2 separate regions of the Mus musculus genome follow, and region 2 is linked to region 1. Evidence: chromatin loops called from intact Hi-C (ENCODE). Cell type or tissue: left cerebral cortex. All regions are shown on one strand. Each heading gives the region's core, and the rest is flanking DNA. Links, peaks and the distances in the headings are about the cores only.

What was found. Peaks named below come from ENCODE experiments on the same cell type or tissue, not always from the same donor. Only the 100,000 strongest peaks of a DNase experiment are listed, where the experiment ranks them.
Region 2: a loop joins it to region 1, with 2.8 times the contacts of the local background. A loop is called at or near these places in 6 of 42 quality-filtered maps.

What each region holds. Positions count from the first base shown.
Region 1 is chr11:28,580,579-28,586,603 of GRCm38, reverse strand. Ccdc85a (coiled-coil domain containing 85A) reads left to right here and starts at 2,280. Exons shown (of 5, transcript NM_181577.5): 1 at 2,280-3,322. The coding sequence starts at 3,062. In left cerebral cortex, for the core only: a CTCF peak has its summit at 2,223; DNase peaks (open chromatin) are centred at 2,266, 2,782, 3,838 and 4,142; H3K4me3 peaks cover 2,647 bases; H3K27ac peaks cover 2,222 bases.
Region 2 is chr11:28,462,484-28,468,508 of GRCm38, reverse strand. All of the region lies in intron 2 of Ccdc85a (coiled-coil domain containing 85A), which reads left to right. Among named protein-coding and RNA genes, the nearest start is that of Ccdc85a, 120 kb to the left of the region's middle. In left cerebral cortex, for the core only: no CTCF peak of the experiment used is centred there; a DNase peak (open chromatin) is centred at 3,376.

The sequences.
Region 1 (6,025 bases), core at 651-4,650:
GCAACACCACCACCAGCAGCAGCAGCAACAGCAGCAGCAACAGCAACAACAACAACAACAACAACAACAACAACAACAACAACAACAACAACAACAAAACTGTCAACTGAATACATTTTGCAGAAATTTGAGGCTAAGTCATTATAGGCACATTTTATCCTAATTTTAAACAATTTGAAAAAGTTCCAACTGTGTTCAACACTTCTCTAACTTCCCTAACAGTACAATACTAAACAGTAATTAATATTTTCAAAATTAAGGGTTGTGTATATGTTGTGGGTTGTAAGACAATCCAAACAAAGAGGCTAAAAGAATGCAGATAAGGAAAGGTCCCTGACAGTTATGTTACCATTGGCCCCCTTTCTTTCCGCCTATTTTCATTTAATGCTTACTCTGAGCTAGGAGTTAAGGGGTGCACAGAGATGAAAACTTATTTTCTTACTTGACCTATTATTGGGTGTCTTACAGTCACTAGATTGTTCTATCCCATGGTTTGGAGTCTGGGAAGACTAAGATTGGGTCCAGTAGTAGACGGTGGAATCTGCTGAAGGTGCAACTTGCTTAGGGGACTATGAAGGATGAATGCATGACAAAAAATGATAAATCTTGAGAAATAAACTGAGCAAAGCAGTAGATTCCTGTCATCTAGGGATAAATACCATGGTGGTTCCAAGATTCAAACAAGAAGCTGCCCTGGGCACTGTAATCATTGGCTGAACTTTGTTTTAAAGTCCCGATGAAGCACCTAAAAGCAAGCCGTCTCCATGGGGCCTGAGTACCAGTGACTCAAGATTCATCAAAAGCAAGAACATGGAACGACATTCACAATTTTCCATCTTGTGTATTCTCTTCCATTTCCAAACTGTTATGCAGCATTCTCTTAAAAACCTGTGCATCGGAGAGACAAGGAAATGTCAAGAAAATTACACCAGACATAGTCAAGACCATTAATACAGGGGAAGGACTGAGTTATCTGAAGTGAAAGGTTGGGAGGGTTGTAAGCTGAAGTAAGCAGTGGAAAGCATTGGAGGACTAGCTGGGTCTTGGTCTCTGGGTGTGTTGAAAGAAACCTTTAACAGACTTCTCCCTTTGCTGAAAATTGAGAGAGGAGCCACTTTCTCCTAGGATTACAGTGCTTCAGCGTACCAAGGAAGACATTTTTGGGTTGCAAATATGACCAAAGGTTAGTGTGTGTGTGTGTGGGGGGGGGGGAGAGTTGGATGCCAGTATGTCAGAGAGAAGGTGAGAGTACATGCATGCTGTGAGAAGAGAGGGCAAAGGCCCAGATACAGAAGGAAGTCTCTATGAGTACAGTTATGTATGTGGTGTGTGTGTGTGTGTGTGTGTGTGTGTGTGTGTGTGTGTGTGTGTGTGTTCATGGTCAGGGGCTAACCGTACTACTTTCCTTCGATCTCCAGAAGGCAAAGGTTTCAGTCCCTAACTCATCATTTTTCACAAGGTGGCAGCTTTAAAGAGGATATGCACTGCCTCATTAGAGGGAACTGATTGAGACCCTCACTGTGACAGAAGCTCAGGCTGGGATAGTGTGATTCTATAATTTTCTGGTCCTGTCAGCTTCCTAGAAATGATACTGTCAGGGCCTTCTGCACCCATCCTTTAGGAAAACAAGTGTATTTTCAGCTGAAAGAGGATTGTGCTGTATTTAACCAGAGACTAGCCAAAACATAGAACCCTCCTTCCAGATCGGACCATCAAAGGCCAGCCCAGTTTGCAGCACAGAGGAGTGAAAAGCTCAGTTGGTATTGGTTGGTATTTCAGTTTACTTTGCCAAGGGCACCGGGTATGCAGACCTGAAAATCCAGGCTCCTGGAGAAGCAGAAGTTATTTTATTTTCTAAAGGCCTTGATATTTCCCAAACGAACTTTAAAAGGGCCAAGTACTTCCACCTGAAGCTTCTTCATAAGGTGGTGAGATTTTAGAGAAAACAAAGGCCTGGGAATGGGGTGGAGGTCCCCAAAGGGCTGAATTTAACAGCTCTTTGCCCTGATTTCCTGAACTTGAGGATTTTGTGACCTCCGGTACAGGCTTTCTTCCCTCTTCTCCAGTTCTCCGAAGTGCATCTAGCTAGTTAGTCATATGTCTTGCTCTCGAAATTTCTGCATCCAATTCTTCCAAGAACTGAATGTCGCTCATTTTGGTCAGCAGGCTGCCTCTCCTGAACTAGTCTGACTTGCAGAGATGGAGGGGAGGGGACAGCCTATAGTCACTTGGTGGCGCGCGCGAGCCTCTCAACGCCCTGGCGGCACCTGCTCTTGACTCCAGCCCCACCCGCATCCCTGTGCTCTGGGAACCGCGCTCCCAATCGTCCCTAGCAGCAGAGCACCAGGAGCTCAGGGTCCGGTTGGGCAGCTGAGTGCCATTCGGGTTTGGCCTTTGCAGAAGGTGTTGCGGAATGCGGGCGCCCCGGGAGCCAGCTTCCTCCCTGCTGCTGCTCCCCAATCCCCGCCCATCCTTTTCTGGGCTCTGAAAACCCAAGGCTTCCCAGAACAGTTTAGGATCAGCCATAGGACTACAGCTAGCCAGCTGCGCGGAGCTTTCTGGGAAGGACAGCAGCTCGCCCTAGGGTAGCAGCGGAGCCTCGGGGTTTAGCAAGCGAGAGGGAAGGGCGTGTGCATCGTGTGCCTGTGTGTGTGTGTGTGTGTGTGTGTGTGTGTGTGTGTGTGTGTGTCAGACCGTGAGGGATGGCTGTCTGGATCTGAGCGAAGGAGAGGGCAGGGGATTGAGACAGATCTCTCTTGGTGTCCCCGCCCGCTCCTGCTCCCCGGCGCCCTTCACCATGGAATTGCGCCGAGTTGGGACGGACCTATGCAGCCACCAGGAACTGGCTGTCGGGCCCCGAGATTCGGCAGGTACTCGCGCTTGGATGGCGAGGTAGGATGGCCACGCAGCGCGATTCCTGCCGTCCCCACGCAGCGGTCCCCCGGAGGTACCTCTGACTCTGGAAGCGTACAGGGGTGTGGGAGGAGGCCACCCAGCCGCGCCTGCACCTTCGCCAGTCGTTTCGCCTCTACCCACTCGCACCTGCCGCTGCGCGGATACCATGTCTAAGGCGGCTGGAGGCTCAGCGCCAGCGGCGGAAAGTTGTCCCTCGGCTCCGGCCGGTGCGTCGACACCCACGGGCGTGGATGATCTATCTAAAGTGACGGACGAAGAGCTGCTGCAGTGGAGCAAGGAGGAGCTGATCCGCAGCCTGCGGCGAGCCGAAGCCGAGAAGGTGAGCGCGATGCTGGACCACAGCAACCTCATTCGCGAGGTCAACCGCCGCCTGCAGCTGCATCTCGGCGAGATCCGAGGGCTCAAGGTGAGTATTGGGCCTGGCAAGAAGGCTGGGCTGGGCGTGGCAGGGATCTGGGAATCGCGGTGGGAGGAGGGTGGGAGAGCCAAACTTTCGTACCTCCATCAACAGGTGAGCTTCTCCCTTCTCCCAGGAGCACCCCTTGTCCCCATCTCCAGACCTTAAAGTTTTCCAAACTTTGGAGGCCCTTTCTTTTCTTCTTACGGGGACTTGGCATCTGGCTTTCTTTGATGCTTCTGAGACTAAGGGATTAGGAACCAAGGATGTCAGAAGTCAGAGAAGGGCACGGTGAGCACAGGGGATATTTAAAGTCCCAAGGAACAAAGACGCTTCAGGAATTAGGTTACAGTACACCAAGGGAGAAGACTAGAGAGCTTGCCAGCCCAGTGCCTCTTCACCTTTAGGGGTCGGGTGTAGCTGCTCCTGCACCACCACTAGCTTTCTGGTGAGCAGAGGGCAAAGAAAGGACACAACTGCTAAGAACAGGAGAGAAGCCTCGGGTACCACCCGAGGAGCCAGTGTGAGTATGACTCGGTACTGGGTGCAGGTAAGCAAGATTTCTGCCTTCAAATCTTCTACTAGCTCTCCTGATTTTCTTCCCTTACTAGCATTGTCATCACCTCAAACTGCTTTACTTACCTGTTCTTTCTTCACTCTGGATTTTACATTAATTTTATTAAGCATGAGGTGGGGGCAAGTGTAGAAGGCGCTGGGTAAGTGTTCTTAGTGATGCTTTGTCTACTCCCAAACCCAGGAACTTTCTTTTCTCCTTGAAGAGCTCCAATGTGCCAGTCAGGCTGCAGCAGACCCATCGGGAACGCCCTGACCTGATGCTGTGCACTGCAAACTTCCTTTGCTCACAGCTAGCCTGGAGCCTTCTGGTATTCCTTCCTGTCATTGTTCTGCTTTTGTTTATAGGAAGGCAGACACAAACGAAATCAACATAGGAACCCCAGGGACCAAATTCCCTCCAAGCACAAAATGTTCCAGTGTCTCTCCTTTCCCCCTTGGATTCTCAGTGAATAGGCACCACTCCTTAATTGCTCCAGCGCTCCAGCTCTGGGATTCTGAGGATTGTGAACGGACAGATGGGCAGATGCTCCAGACTCACCCATGTGTGAGCCCCTGCAGAGATGGCTCTCTCAGGTCCAAACTTGATGTCACACACTGCCTAGAGTGGGTGCAGAAATGACTATTCCCACAGTCAAAATCTTTCACGTTTTAATTTATTACTAATGAGTAATTATTAAGTAGAAGACTTCTTGGGGAAATGAGAGGAAGGGTAGAATAGAAGGAATATGGTCTTGGAAGTAAGTTTGAAGAATTCTCATTTATTAGGGTGGCCTTTTTTGTTGATTAATAAAAGGTGAAAGGTAAAGTCTATTTCTTAAGGTACTGTAAGAAGCTACAACAATGTAGAGAGGTTTGGTGCTGGAAACTTGTAGTTGCTGTCATCAGGAGAAAACATGAAGTAGACCCATGTGCCTCCAGGAGCTGGGTGTCTTGGCAAGGCTGGGCAGTAGGTCTTGCTTGTGTTGCTCCAGGTTAGTGTTCTTCCATGGTTTGAAATGCAATGTGGCTTGCAAGAGTTTTTAATTAATTTCTAAAGATTTCACTCAGATGAAAAACTAATGCTAATAACTTAAGAAATCCTTGGAAGTTCTTTTAGACTATATATGATATGTGCAAGTCTAGGACAGGGCAGGGAGGAACAGCATGAATGCAATATTATCTGGTCATCTCTATAGTAGCCTCATTTGGAAAAATTAACTATCGAGACAGTTAAGAGCAATTTTTCTTCAAGTAGACAGCTTGGAGGTCTGGATTCATGAGCCAATATTACAGGCCCTAGTGGGCTAACTCTTTATCAAGTTCAGAATTGATGGAAATGGTCACTATGATGTTCATGCATGGCTTGGATTCCTGAACCCTGACTAGGGCAAGGAAATAAGGAAATGGCAGCACACAGACACACAGAAAAGCTGGGGTCTGGTGGTATGTGCTTACTCTGATGGACGAGTGGAGCCATAGCACTCCACAAGCTCAGTGTGCTTATTATATATGTTTCAACAGGGAGGCAGGACTATTGCATATAGGTGAACAAGGAGGTGAGGTTGAGGTTGATCTATATATATGAATAAGGAGGAAGGTTTAGCTAATCTCCTATAGTCTGTGAACATCTGCTGATGGGAGAAAGTGGTGATACACTGTCAACTTTGCCATCCTTCTGAGCCTCACATGGGGAAGGCTTTGTTGCTCCTGTGGGACTGTAGTATTAGTATGCTTGACATGTTACCATCATATATCACTCACTCCTTACAGGTCTTATTCTTTTGCAGACTCTGCCCCTTTTTGCTGTAGCCATGGTAGAGTCCAGGCTTGTTGTCCATCCTAAGTGTAGTGTGGTTTGAAGACTCTTCCTCCAAGGCCAGTGTTCTCCCTCCACTTATCAGTTTAGATGGGAGTCTCCCAGGTTTCCATACTGAGCCATGAATGTGCCTGACTAGATGAGTGATAGGAATACTTTGTAATTTTTATTTTAACTGGAAGAAAGTGATTCCATTTGGGGGGCCACTAAGGGCCCAGCACTCTTGAAGACTGTAAATGTTGGGTAATTGGAACCACACCTTTCTGTGACCTGATTTTTAAAATAATATCTAAATATTTGAAGTGACAAGGTTGCAGTGCCAGTGTACAGTTTGGTCAGCT
Region 2 (6,025 bases), core at 1,410-5,409, 120 kb after region 1:
AGCAGCACCAAGTGAATGTGGTCTGTGGATGATGTTTTGCATGTAGGAGCATAGTCTTAGCAGTCATGATCTAGCAGTTACCTCTCAAGTGTGTTTCCTTAAGGACTTCTCTCAGTTAAGAAAGTTCTGAGTTGGTGAAATGATTCAAGATATCTCTGTTTGCTATATGTGTATGTTTTAAAAACATGGAAGGCTAAAATCAGTCTATCCTATACTATTCTTGTATACAAGGAGGCAATGCTTGAAAGGCAAAAAATAGTTTAATGAAAGGTTCACTACTTATTATGGCCACTCCAGTACTTTACATTTTAATGTGCAAAGAAATATTATTGTAGTTTGCGATATAGGAGCAATCCATGATGCATTAGAGACCTTTATTAATCACTGTGTACTGTACATGATGCCCATATTTATAGAGGTTGAAAAAATAATCTTATTATTTTATATTATTATAAGGGTTTATGATTAATTTATCTTCAGTGTATGGCATTGTAAATCATGTTCATGACAGCTGTTACTCTGATTCCTAATTCAGGAAGGAAGAACCAATTTTAGGAGTTTGAGAGAGAAAGCATGGTGTGCCTCAGGCAACCCAGTTTACAAAATGAGCTAAAGGATTTTAATTGGGCAGAAAGAAAAACACATTCTGCTCAGCACTTTGTTTGCAACATTCATTCCTTTAGTGTTTAGTGTGTACTTATTATATATACTGTATATAAGTGAATTTATTTCTGAATTTAAAAATCTGTTACTATTTACTGAAAATCAGTTGAGTTTTGAAATTCATCTAATGTAATATTTCTAAAGTTTTATATCCAATAGATACCCTTTTTGTTTTATGTTTGTTCCCTGAAATGCACAAGCATGAAAATAAGCTGAGTTCTTTATTCTTCCACATTGCTTTGAGACTCATCATTTTATTTAATCAGTAAATTGGTTAAGTGCTATGCCAATCATAAAGAGAAGGATGAATGAGCCAGATTACGTCAATGCCCTGTGAGGATTGCCACGTTTTTCTGAAGACCGTTTTTATTGTGTGACCTAGTTGATCATACATGTCGCTTATTTTTGTCATGTTGTCTTCTATTATCTCTGTAGTCTGTAAATCATATAATCTTATTTATGCATGTGAGCTTTATTCTTCCACTGTTGTGCAAATCTCTTATGTGCTCATTTTCCACATCATATCTGGCATATTTTAGGTTATGAATTTATTTGGGTGAATGGAAAGCGCCTGATTCTTCATTTACCTCATTTCTTGACACTGATTTTTTTCTTTTGTTTTGTTTTGTTTTGTTTTGTTTTGTTTTGTTTTGTTTTGTTTCTCCATCTTTGCTAGGCCTATGAAGCCCTCTCTTCTTTCCAGGCCATGTTACCTCAAGCCACATTATTTTCCAATAGACCATAATACAACAAAGAGGATTTCTCATATAATATGCTCAGCTTTGCCAAAGGTTCACTGCTCTAATAAACCATGTATTGGCATAGATAAGTTCATAAATTATCTATGAACTTTAATTTCATCTTCTAGCCCATCTGGTTGCCATGGATGCTTCCTGTGGCAAGAGTTGTCCTACAGAAGTGGGTACATGATGTTGCCTCTGGCAATGGTTGGAGCCAGCAGAGGATATGGGGAACATTCTGATGAGACTGGAGGCTGGGTTTGTTGAAGTCAGGAGATTGTGTTGCTGCAGACAGGTAATTAGAATCAAGGAGATCCACAGCCGGTGATGTGAGGACTCTAGCAGGAGGGACTCTACAGAGAGAGCTGGAAGCTAAGTCTGGATCTGAGAATGAGTAGAACAAGTAAGGAAGATGAGTCAACTTGGATCCTTAGTTGTGGGGGAAAGATGACAGAAAATTGAAAGAAAGGAAGTGTGGCTAAAGGTATTTCTGCCTGAACTGACGTTGTTGGGAATACAACATGTAGAATGGTAGGGAATAAAGACAATTGATCAGGATTAGGATGAACAGTGCTGAGTTCTAGTCTCTACTCATCTAGTTAGTTTGCTTCCCCGGGTCTTAGTTTCCATACCAATTGATAAAGAGAGTGAGATGACAGTGATTTTCCTTCATATGACTCACATACTTTTGGAAGAAGAATTGTTGAAATAGTTTTGGAAATGCTACATAGTTTATCTTCTGATCTGGATAACAGTTCTAATGCCCTCCTTAATATAAAAGTAGCCCTTAAAGAATGGTGTTTGAGACGGGGGCTAATGATTCTACAACTTTGTATGACATCTCCTATAGCATGCCACTCATTTACTTACAGGGCTGCTGATGCATAAAACCATGTGTAATTGGACAGCCAGAGCTGGGTCCTTCCCTTTCATAACTTTTTACTCAATGTTTCTTTATCTTCTGCTCTTGAACCTACAATGTAGATTCTGTTGCTCTTCTGAATTTTACATCACTTAGCTCTGGGGCCCTGTCTGTGTTTTTATCCTCAGATCATTGCTTGGAGGAAGGGGTGTGGATGACTTGTCTCTTCTTTCCCAGAGCCTTGCCTTTGAGGTTGTAGTCAGATTTCCCAGGTTTCCTTCAATGACTTTACCAGGGTGTCTTTTCTTCCCAGTGCCCTTGGTTTCCTTTGTCATAGGCTTCTGAAAAATGAATCCCATGGGGAGCATCATTTCTGCATTGGGAGTTGAGCTTTTCCCCTTTCCCAAATGGTAATATCCAAGTAAGTGTTGGAATTCCCATGGGCTGGGTAAGGTAAGTTCTTAAAGACAATCTGTTTAAACATTTTATAGTCCAGAGGAAGAAACACACTAATTGTTTTTTCAGACTACATTTTATATAAATAGCAACTTGTCCTTCCCTTTAAAATTTCCACTGGCCTTCGGGAAAAGAAATTGCCTAGAATAGACTTAGTGGAAATAAATTTATCGTTTTAAGATGGAATATCTTTACTCAAATATCAAGTACTTGAGTGGGTCAGAACACCTCTCTACTCACTCCTGTCCTTAAGGAGTCCATATAGAGAGGAGAACCACAGTATAAAATGAGTGCTAATCTGTTTGGACTCTCACTGAGGTGATAGAAAATACAAAGACAATTCAGACTTTCATAGGCTAATTTAGTGAAGGAAGCCATTGCCAAGACAGAAAGCTATATGATCAGTCTTTGAAAAGATAAAGCTTTCAGAAGAAGGTAGCAGTGGGCAAATGATGGCCAGAAACATGAGAAAACTGAGGTGCTTCAAATAAAATGTATTAAAACCCTACTGTGTGTTAGTGCACTCTTAAAAAGATGTATTTTCCTTTTATTTGTGAGAATCTACATATGACTACCTGCCCACAGAAGCCAAAAAAGGCTGTTATCCCGCTGAAGCTGAAGTTACATATGGTGCTACCATATGTAGGTTCCAGAAACATAATTCAGGGCTTCTCAGAGTAGCAAGCACTTTTAGCCACTAAGCCACTCTTCATCCCACTGGATAATACAGTTTTTAAACCAATGAATAAGTGGCACATGTGTATGTGTGTGGGAATGCCTGCAAGCTGAAAGCTATCTGTAATAGCTAATAAGGGATTCCCTGCTGATTTTAGGCCTAGCCATCTCAGTATGGTGAGATTGTGTAGATCAACAGAAAGGGCCTGCTCAGTGCTGCCCTTGAAACAGGAAGACCCACTAAAGGGTAGTAGTGCTTTCTTTCTTTTATTTTTTAATATTTTTTATTAGGTATTTTCCTCATTTACATTTCCAATGCTATCCCAAAAGTGCCCCATACCCTCCCCCCACTCCCCTACCTACCCACTCCCACTTTTTGGCCCTGGCATTCCCCTGTACTGGGACATATAAAGTTTGCAAATCCAATGGGCCTCTCTTACCAGTAATGGCTGACTAGGCCATCTTTTGATACATATGCAGCTAGAGACAAGAGCTCCGGGGTACTGGTTAGTTCATAATGTTGTTCCACCTATAGGGTTGCAGATCCCTTTAGCTCCTTGGGTACTTTCCCTAGCTCCTCCATTGGGAGCCCTGTGAACCATCCATTAGCTGACTGTGAGCATCCACTTCTGTGTTTGCTAAGCCCCGGCATAGTCTCACAAGAGACAGCTATATCTGGGTCCTTTCAATAAAATCTTGCTAGTGTATGCAATGGTGTCAGCGTTTGGAAGCTGATTATGGGATGGATCCCTGGATATGGCAGTCTCGAGATGGTCCATCTTTTTGTCACAGCTCCAAATTTTGTCTCTGTAACTCCTTCCATGGGTGTTTTGTTCCCAATTCTAAGAAGGGGCAAAGTGTCCACACTTTGGTCTTCGTTCTTCTTGAGTTTCATGCATTTAGCAAATTGTATCTTATATCTTGTGCTGTAAGATCGAGAATTGATAAATGGGACCGCATAAAGTTGCAAAGCTTCTGCAAGGCAAAAGACACCGCCAATAAGACAAAAAGACCACCAACAGATTGGGAAAGGATCTTTACCTATCCTAAATCAGATAGGGGACTAATATCCAACATATAGAAAGTACTCAAGAAGGTGGACTCCAGAAAATCAAATAACCCCATTAAAAATGGGGCTCAGAGCTGAACAAAGAATTCTCACCTGAGGAATACCGAATAGCAGAGAAGCACCTGAAAAAAAATGTTCAACATCCTTAATCATCAGGGAAATGCAAATCAAAACAACCCTGAGATTCCACCTCACACCAGTCAGAATGGCTAAGATCAAAAACTCAGGTGGCCTCACACCAGTCAGAATGGCTAAGATCAAAAACTCAGGTGGCCTCACACCAGTCAGAATGGCTAAGATCAAAAATTCAGGTGACAGCAGATGCTGGGGTGGATGTAGAGAAAGAGGAACACTCCTCCATTGTTGGTGGGATTGCAGGCTTGTACAACCACTCTGGAAATCAGTCTGGCGGTTCCTCAGAAAATTGGACATAGTACTACCGGAGGATCCAGCAATACCTCTCCTGGGCATATATCCAGAAGATGCCCCAACTGGTAAGAAGGACACATGCTCCACTATGTTCATAGCAGCCTTATTTATAATAGCCAGAAGCTGGAAAGAACCCAGATGCCCCTCAACAGAGGAATGGATACAGAAAATGTGGTACATCTACACAATGGAGTACTACTCAGCTATTAAAAAGAATGAATTTATGAAATTCCTAGCCAAATGGATGGACCTGGAGGGCATCATCCTGAGTGAGGTAACACATTCACAAAGGAACTCACACAATATGTACTCACTGATAAGTGGATATTAGCCCCAAACCTAGGATACCCAAGATATAAGATACAATTTGCTAAACACATGAAACTCAAGAAGAATGAAGACTGAAGTGTGGACACTATGCCCCTCCTTAGAAGTGGGAACAAAACACCCATGGAAGGAGTTACAGAGACAAAGTTTGGAGCTGAGATGAAAGGATGGACCATGTAGAGACTGCCATATCCAGGGATCCATCCCATAATCAGCTTCCAAACGCTGACACCATTGCATACACTAGCAAGATTTTATTGAAAGGACCCAGATGTAGCTGTCTCTTGTGAGACTATGCTGGGGCCTAGCAAACACAGAAGTGGATGCTCACAGTCAGCTAATGGATGGTTCACAGGGCTCCCAATGGAGGAGCTAGGGAAAGTACCCAAGGAGCTAAAGGGATCTGCAACCCTATAGGTGGAACAACATTATGAACTAACCAGTACCCCGGAGCTCTTGTCTCTAGCTGCATATGTATCAAAAGATGGCCTAGTCGGCCATCACTGAAAAGAGAGACCCATTGGACATGCAAACTTTTTATGCCCCCGTACAGGGGAATGCCAGGGCCAAAAAGGGGGAGTGGGTGGGTAGGGGAGTGGGGGTGGGTGGGTATGGGGGACTTTTGGTATAGCATTGGAAATGTAAATGAGCTAAATACCTAATAAAAAATGGAAAAGGGGAAAAAAAAACTCAGGTGACAGCAGATGCTGGCGAGGATGTGGAGAAAGGGGAACACTCCTCCATTGTTGGTGGGATTGCAAGCTTGTACAACCACTCTGGAAATCAGTCTGGCAGTTCCTCCGA